2 separate regions of the Homo sapiens genome follow, and region 1 is linked to region 2. A link is a loop called in an ENCODE intact Hi-C map of the cell type or tissue named here. Cell type or tissue: tibial artery. All regions are shown on one strand. Links, peaks and the distances in the headings refer to the core of each region. The heading gives the core; the rest is flanking DNA. Region 1 overlaps ITGA11 (integrin subunit alpha 11). Region 2 has its middle 48 kb from the start of ITGA11.

What was found. A loop is a pair of places that touch in the nucleus more often than their neighbours do. Peaks named below come from ENCODE experiments on the same cell type or tissue, not always from the same donor. Only the 100,000 strongest peaks of a DNase experiment are listed, where the experiment ranks them.
Region 1: it touches region 2 in a loop (3-fold over the local background); 1 of 110 quality-filtered maps calls a loop at or near these places.

Annotation. Positions count from the first base shown.
Region 1 is chr15:68,411,732-68,416,117 of GRCh38, reverse strand. All of the region lies in intron 1 of ITGA11 (integrin subunit alpha 11), which reads left to right. Among named protein-coding and RNA genes, the nearest start is that of ITGA11, 18 kb to the left of the region's middle. In tibial artery, for the core only: no CTCF peak of the experiment used is centred there; DNase peaks (open chromatin) are centred at 327, 887, 2,027 and 2,507; H3K27ac peaks cover 2,616 bases.
Region 2 is chr15:68,477,867-68,482,252 of GRCh38, reverse strand. No RefSeq gene overlaps it. Among named protein-coding and RNA genes, the nearest start is that of ITGA11, 48 kb to the right of the region's middle. In tibial artery, for the core only: no CTCF peak of the experiment used is centred there; a DNase peak (open chromatin) is centred at 2,602; H3K27ac peaks cover 4,000 bases.

The sequences.
Region 1 (4,386 bases), core at 166-4,165, 66 kb after region 2:
TAACAGGCAAGGCTTTTGATGAGATGACAAGACTGAAGTAGAAGAGAGGGAGGCAGGCCAGGGTCAGGGTGCTCCAAGGTTGCAGGCACCCAGTGTGTGTGATGAGGATGTGCCAGGGCCTGGCTGAAAGGGGAGGTGGAATTGACAGAGGACAGTGGGTGAATGGCAGGCTGCTCTGCATCCCTCTACTTAGGCCCTTCTTGGATGAATATCAAGTTCATCTGATAAGCTCACCCCTGGTGGCAGGCAGCACCTGCTTCACTCTTTCTGAGCATCCACATCAAGGCCAGCTGAATCTTCAAGACTCTCAGCTGACGCAGACCCTGGAACTCACCTAGTGATGGCTCCCAGCCCCTCATGACACACATGAGCTCTCTGCTTCCTGGTGTGTTCTTTTTCACATGCTTAACATTCGAGAGGGCATGTGAGCACATCCCTATCTAGGGCTCCTCCTCCCGGGGAAGGTGGACACTGTGGCTGCAGCTCCATGACACAGGCCTTGCCTCAAACCACTGGCGTGCTCAGAGCCACTCCCTGCCGGAAGCAGCAGTGGGTGTGGACTGGGGACGTGCTGTTTCCCAAATGAGATAATCTCCCCCAGAGATTCTGCTAAGAAATGAGGGGTGTGCTCATACCATGGGGACAGATGATGCTTTTCCACAGAAGCCCCCCGTGCTGCTGAAATCCTTCTCCTTTCCCTTCTGTGGCCAGTCTCTCTATCCAGCCTTCAAATGGACAGCACCCTCCATCCCTTGAACCCCTCCCCTTTCTCTAGACTCCATCAGAAGACACAATTTCTTCGTCCCATTATTCCTCCCCGTCTTCTCCAGTGAGCTGCGTTCTGACCTGCACAAAGGCTGGGGAAGCCAAGAGACACATCCAGAGATGAGGAAGGCCAGTGGCTGGCGGTGATATTATAGTTGGAGGAATAAGGAATAGGAGAGACTCCATAGCGCTTCCTTCAGAAGAAAGGCAGGGGGATAAGGCCAAGTTAGCAGAGAGACAAGCAGTCCACCCAGGGGTAGTCATTTGGCAGAGAAGTAAGATGCTGACGAGTTGATCAGAGAAGCTAGAAAACAGGGGGGTCTTTTGCAAGAGTAAAGAGGAGGGATGCATCCCTCTCCTGGAAAGACCCAAGTTTGGTTAAGTTTTCTCTAGAGCACAGGAGGGTATCAGGGTGGTAAGAACTGGCTTGGCATCACCAGGCCAGCCCTAGTGGCAGCCTGCAACTGTAGCAGCAGGGCAGGCCCGGCTGGGCGCTAAGCCGTGGGGAGAGGGGTTACAGCTCACTTTCATGGGGGGGCTTGAGGCTGAGGGACACTTGTTTGGACCCAAGTGCTAGAGGGGAAGGAGGGAATGACCTCAGTCCCAAAAGCCAATCTGATAGATACTTGCGGAGGCCCTGGCCGTTGGCCTGCCCACGGGAGTGCCCCCGGTGCCAGTCTGCCTGCTCCTCCCCTCTGAGGGGAGATGGATTTGGAAATAAGTCCAGAGGAGGCGGAACACACAGACTCAGAACCTCAGTACTGGAAATGTTTGTAGACCACCTGGCCCTACTTCCTCATTTTCTAGAAGAGGAGACAGAGGTCCAGAGAGGGAAGGTATTTGTTTCAGGTCACATAGCCAGTCGAGAAACCAGGTCTTCTGATGTCCAAACTAGTTCTCACCACAGTGGTCTCAGCACTCAGGAGGGGCTGTTATACTCCCATGTCCCCTTTGCTGAGTCCTGGAACCAGCTGTCCTAAAGTCAGAAGTTCATCCTGTGGCCTTTGACCTTAGCATTCTGCCCTCCAGCCCCGTCCCCCCAGGGACCATTCCTAGAAGACCTCAGGGAGACTGAGAAGCCTCTGTCATTCCAAGGCCACAGTCATGCCTCAAAGGAGCTGGTGCTCCCTGCCTGGTGTCCGCAAGTTTTGAATTAAGAGGGGGTCTGATGGCAGCCATGTTGCCCTCCTGCCCACTTGCCCTAAGTCTCCTCATCGAGGTTTCAGCAGCATAGTCCAGCTCTGGGGCTAGGCTGGGCTTTCTGTGGAAAGGTGACCACATCGCCTGGACCCCCACCAAGGCCTCTGTCTTTCTGACATCTGGGTGTGTCCAGAAGCCCCAGCCAGGGCAGGAGGGCCCAGCCAAGTCTCCATGGTACAGGCAAAGGGAGAGAGAGAGCTGGGCCCTGGACAATGCCAAACGTTTGATGGTGATTTTCTTTCGTTCTTTCCTTGGCTTGGGAATGCAAAATATTATCGTTTTTGCCTGGAGATTTCCCTTCCTAAATGCGCATGGCTCCGGCCAACATTAAGATGAGTTTGCATTCCTCCACACTGCCTGGTTTCCAATTCTAAATTGTTTGCTGAGACTCAAGACAGATGCTCGAGTGCCGACAACTGGAAGTCAGCTGGCGTCTGCCCAAGGGAACCTCACTGACATGTGCCGTGGTGGGTCTTCGATGTTACAAAGCAGGAGCCTCTCATTTTACAGATGGGGAAGCTGAGGCCCAGAGAGGCACCGGGGCTCTCAATGGACATCCAGCCAAGTTAATGACAAAGCTGAGATTAGAACTCAGATCACCCCACCCTAGTCCAAACTTCTCCTGGCTTCACTTCAGGCTCTGTTGACTTATAAACATGTCTGTTGCCTGCCCAGTGGGGCTGTAAGCTCTGAACACCGTAAGTCGTGTCTCAGCCAGCTTGGTGTCCTCACTTCCTACCATGGAACCTGGAGCTCCATAGACCCCAAATAGAGGTTTATTGAACTGAAGGGCCATAGAGGGGACTAACACAGAAGGAGTGGTGGTGAACATAGATAAGTATGAAGAGAGGCTGGTGACCTTGGACACATTTCTACCCCGCTCTGGGCCTTAGTCTTCTCACTTATAGCAACAAGCTTTTTAAACTCGACAGAGCAGTTCTCAAACTGTGTTCCAGGAAACCCTAAGGTTTCAGTGAGGCATCTTATGTCTGCTACTGAGGGTGGGAAATTCCTCCCTACCCCCTAGTCCTAACCCCAACATCCACTTCTTGTGTCTACTTTTCATGTATATATTTTGTTCAAAAAATGTGAGATTCGCTGTAGAAAAACAAAGTTTGGAGGCTAATAGATTATTTGATCTGGAAAATTCCTGCTTGTTCTTAAAGATAAAGTCCTGGCTGGGTGCCAGTGGCTCACGCCTGTAATCCCAGCACTTTGGGAGGCCGAGGCAGGTAGATCACTTGAGGTCAGGAGTTCAAGACTAGCCTGGCCAATATGATGAAACCCTGTCTCTACTAAAAGTACAAAAATTAGCCAGGCATGGTAGCACATGCCTGTAGTCCCAGCTACTTGGAAGACTGAGGCAGGAGAATTGCTTGAACCTGGGAGGCGGAGGTTGCAGTGAGCCGAGATTACACCATTGTACTCCAGTCTGGGTGACAGAACGAGACTCTGTCTCAAAAAAAAAAAAAAAAAAAAAAAAAGCGAATAAGTTCCCCCTCCCTAATAACATATTTGCTACACACCACCTTTGACCCAATGGTAGCTTGTCTAACGGGGAGTTCGTGTCATGCCCCCTAGCAACTGGAAAGAGAGAAAATGAGGTGAAGGAGGCCTCATGCTCTGGAGGCTCCGTTCTGCACAGAGCTGCTCCAGAGCCCAGAATCCATGTTGGGTGCCTGGCTGGCTGTGGGTCTGCGTCTGTCATTCCCTGAGTGATTCAGGACAACCCAGCCATCAGGCCCGGTGTATGGCTGAGGCAGGAGGAGGCCATGATTTGCTCGTTAGGCCACACTTCTCCCTGACAGGGTAGGCCCGGGCCCAGCTCTGCCTAATGTTGGGTCTTCCTGATGAGATCTTGAGTAGGAAATGATTGGGGTACTACCCCAGCAACCACGAGTCCCCAGAGATCCCCAGCTCCTCTTCTCCTTGTCTTTGTCCAATCACTCTGTGAAATTGTTCCTCCTCCCTGATGGTCCATCACTTAAGAGCTAAGCTGCATCAATTATCAATTGCTATAATAATGTCCTGTAACCAATAATCCCCCCAAATCTCAGTGGCACACAATAATAATTGTTTAGTTCACATATCTGGGGTCAGCTGAGGGTGGGGGAGTGAACTGGTCCAAGCTAAGCTCAACTGAGTGGCTCTGCTGGGCTCACTGGGCTTGCTTGTGAGTTTGGGGGTGCTGACCTCAGCTAGGTTGGGCTGGGGCAACTCAGCTGGGGCAGCTCTGCTCCGAATATCTCTCACTCTTTTCCTGGGGTCAGTGGACTAGCCGTCTCATGTTGCTGCCAGAAGTGCCAGCAAGCAGAAATAGACAAGGCATCCTAAGGCCCAAGCTGGGAATGGGCACACATTATTTCTGCTCAGATGGCCTAGCCCAAAGTCAAGGTTGGGGGAAATATACTCTCCTCTTTT
Region 2 (4,386 bases), core at 324-4,323:
CTGGAGGGGTGTGGACAGACTGGAACATGAAAGCCGACATGTCCCCATGCATGTGCACCAGGACCCTCAGGAGGCAAGAAATGGAGATCGGCCTCTCCAGGGGCCTGCCCTTGGTCTTGTGCTGGGCTAGCATTAGACCGAACGGCTATCCCCCCGGTCCCCCACCAGCCTCCATTGATTGGGTTTTCTAAATTCCCACAGCCATTTCTCCACAGTGTTCCAGATATATCTGTCAAATGTCTAGCAACAATTGCACCAATACCTCAAACCATCTCATCCATCCATTCTATTTCCCCCTTTTGTGTAAAAAAAACTAAAGAAGAAACACCCAACAGCCACTGGGTGCCAGGCAGTGTGCCCAGTGCTGGAGCACGTGTGATGCATAAGGTCGGCTCCTGTCCTCTGGAAGCTTGCAATCTGGTGAGAGGGCAACATGAAGCCTGAGGTTATCTCCTGAATGCTACTCTTATAGGATTTTCCTTAGTTCAGCTAAAGACGGGGTTCTTTGTCCCATGGCCATGAAAATTCAGGCTTGCAGACAATTTGGTGAGTAAGACAGGGTTTTATTGGGTGAAAAGGAAGAAAAGGGGGAAACAAGGACTCTCACTAGACCAGAGCCCCTTGCTGGAGCGCTTCCTGCAGGCAGCTTGGATCCCAGATTCCACACAGGAAAAGGAGGGGCCAGGCTCCTCCCCGCTGCAAACGGTGCAAACTTCCTGAGGCTCTACCCCAGTGCTGGAGTTTCTTTGGGGACCCCTTCCCACCTGGCTGTCTCACCACCTACACAGGTCCAGGCTCCCAGGGTGGCTGGGGGGACCCAGATACATAGAGAAAGACAGGCAGAAGGGGACACAGGGTGGGATGTTTTCATCTTGGGAATCCATAAACTTCTTACTGTAAAATTTCTTCAAACAAATTGAATGGGAAAAACATAAAACCAATAAGGGAGATAAAAGCAAGCTGTTTATGGAACCCTATAAACAGGGGTGGCTCAGAACACAATTTGAAAATCACTTTTCCAGGCCATTATACCAAGGTGTTTATAGCCATGTCACCTTTTTTGCAACTATAAGCACCAAATAAGAATGTGCTTGTTGCTTCTTGCTCCATACATGAGTTGAAATTAAGGCAAGGCTTCATTTAGCCAGGGGGACAGAGGTTCTCTACCCCTACCTTAACTCAAAGCAGTAAATGGCTAATAGCAGGTGCAAGGGGTTAGCACCACTCTGGGGGGTATTTGATCAGGGGAGTGGGCTTCTGTGTTCCTCCAATTGTATCATGAAGACAACCACCCACACCAAAAAGCACCAGGCAACTCTGTCTGGTACCCACTTCTCCATCCTTTCCTCCATTCACTCACTCAACTCATACATTTGGGGAGCACAAGTTTGTCAAGGTTCTCTGTTAGGCGTTTGGGACTACTGCAGTGAACCAGATACCCACCCTAGGGTCAGTAAAGAAGATAAGGCCTGTGTCACAAGAGAGGTACTGGTCGAGTGTTACAGGAGCTCAGAGGTGGAAGAAATCCCTGCCAGCGGAAGGAATGAGGGAAGGATCCCTGTGGGAGATGGCACTGAAGCTAAGCGTTGAAGGCTAGTGAGACCTGGACATGGGGAATCAGAAGTCTTTTTCAGGTCAAGACCCTGGTTGGGAAGACCAAGTTTCCTTTCTGCCAGAGCACAGTGGGAATGGAGGGGGTGGAGCACTGGTGAAATACATCCCCTCAAAGCTGCCCTGAACCCAGACCCAACTGGACAACCCCTGGCTCGTATGTGTGCCTGTGTCACCTGGGGCCATTTTCCAGCATTTGCCTGTGTACAACCTGTCCGGTCAACTCAAGTGAGAGCACCCCAAGGACCAGGACTATTTCATCTTCCGTGAAGACAAGTCACTGCATGGAGGTGGAGCATAATAAATGCTTGCTTGCTTGTTTCTTCGTTCATGCAACAGATGTTTATTGGGCACCTACTATGTATCAGCCTCCATTCTAAGCACTGGAATAGAGCAAGGAACAAAGAGATATTGCCCTGCCCTTGTGGCACTGACATGTCAGTGAAAGCTGCAGGCACAGGCTCTTTCCCGGCTGGCTAGACAGTTGATCTCCAACTCACCCTGAAGACTGAGAAAAACAAGCGTTCTCATCTCAGCTCCCTGCTTAGCTGTGTGACTCAGGGAAAGCTCTGTTATGCCTCTGAGTTTGTATCCTTGTTTATGAAAACAAGGCATTCATGATCGCACCCCACAGTGGGGCTAATGTGGAACAACGTGGGGAATGGAACAATCTGGGAGAGGTGCCCAGCACAGTGCCCTGGCCTAGTGGTACCTCTGCCTTACAAATATTAGTCCCTTTCCCTGCCCCATGCTAAGACCTCAGTTTTCTCATCTTTATAATGACCAGTTTGGGCCAGATGCTCTCCTCTCAAAAGGCCTTCTTGCAGCTGTAACATTTTGTGATTTCAAAATTCCAAAAAGGCAGGAGCAGTGGGAGGGCTCGTGTGTTATTCCTCGCAGTAAATCAGCCCCCGTATGAAGTCAGCTCGCCTCCCTGGCACGCCTCAGCTTTTCCCTTTATGAGGTTTGGGACCTGCCAACTCCTTTGAGCCACACTGGCTGCTTCTCCAAGCGTAAATGGCTTTACCATCCGCGTGTGCAGCTTACCCGTCCCCCTGCAATCCTGTGGAGAGGAAAACGGCCCCTTCTTATGCAACCCTGTCTGGAAAGACAGACAGCAAATGAGCACAGCTAAAAGTATTTCATTTTCGTGTGTGGTGGGGGGCCGAGGGGGGTTGTGGGAAGGTGGGTGACATTCCAACATGCTCTGGATTTTTATCTGTGTTTTGCTAGGAATATAAGAAATAAGAACACAAGAGTGGCAGCTCGGGCAGCTGTGAATCCGTCCCACAGTATTTTCAGTCCAGGATTCTGAAATGTCCTCCTCCTCCTTCCTAGAAAATGCACCCAGCCTCAAGGTTCCATCCAACCTCATTAGTGGATATGGTCAATTCCCGCCCAGACTCCCTCAGATCTCACCCTCTGGCTTTTTGGAGCTTTACTGCTAATGGCAGCAACTGTGACCTTCAGAGCAATATTCTTGGACACTGGAACAGCCTCACCACAGGGAGACCTGGACATAGGAAGGATTGATCTCCATCCACCCAAACTCCATAGCCAATGCCTGCCATCTCAGAGCTCCCCCTGGGAACAGGCTGAGCACGGGACTTCACCTGCCCTGGAACCCTTGCTTGGCTTCTTCCCCTAGCCGATCCTGCCTCACCCACTTCCTCGGCAGTCCTCCATGGGAGCACACCCTGGGCCAATCCATGGCACCTGAATGCTGGCTCCAGGTCTACTCCTGGTAGAACCCCACTTATTTTAGAACACTTATTTTAGAGATAACACAACAGACTCAACGTGGTTAAAGGAAGTAATAATCATGACTTTTTCAAGTGCCAGTGACAGAAACCTCTTTCAAATTAGAATAAGTAGAAAAAGGCTATTCATTTCAGTATTTGCCTTGAGGCCTCTGGATAGAGGATAGGCCTTTGCCTTGAGGATAGAGTTAGGAACTCTAACAATTTCAAGTTACTGCTTCTTCCAGGTGGCTGAGGAAGAAGATTCTAGGGAGTTCCTTGTAATTCTTAGGGTCTGTGTTTCCAGAGGAAAGGAAGGTGCCCTTTCTTATGGCTCTTGGGAAGGAAGGAGGAAGAGGAGGAGGCAGCTCGAGGAAGACTCTAATTAATCTTGCCTTGATCACATCCTGATACCAGAATCAGTTATTCTGGCTAGATTGATGAGTCCCTGAATGGCCAGACCACAGAACTATGCCCATACCTGGCCAGCAAGGACAGGTCAGCCCTGTCTGAATCACAGGGAGTGGAGGAGAGGAATAGGGAAGACCAGGGCACTGAGTTAGAAGTGACTTACCAAAGGCCAAGGAATTAGTAAGTGGTAAAGTTGAGATTTGAACCCAGGTGCTCTGTCTTGATGCTGAGGGTTGGTTTCATTATACCACAGCTGTGATCCACAGCACCTAGCCAGTACCAGGGGCATCTCAATGACCATGGTCAACATCAGCAGCCATGACATCCACTAAATTTATAGGACATCTTTAACCTTTCAACTCACTTTGACCAACACTCTCTTTTTCTCCATCCCCAGAAAACTGCAAGACATGCAGACTGATTGTAGATTCATATGCAATTCTAAGAAACAATACTGGGAGAGCCCAGGTATCCTTTACTCAGTTTCCCCTGTTGGTAACTATGGTATGCGATCACAGCCAGGAAATTGGCATTGGTATAGTCAAAATGTTTCCCACCACAAGGATCTCCCATGATGCTCTTTTAGAGCCACACCCACTTCTTTCCTATCCCCGCCTCTTCCTTA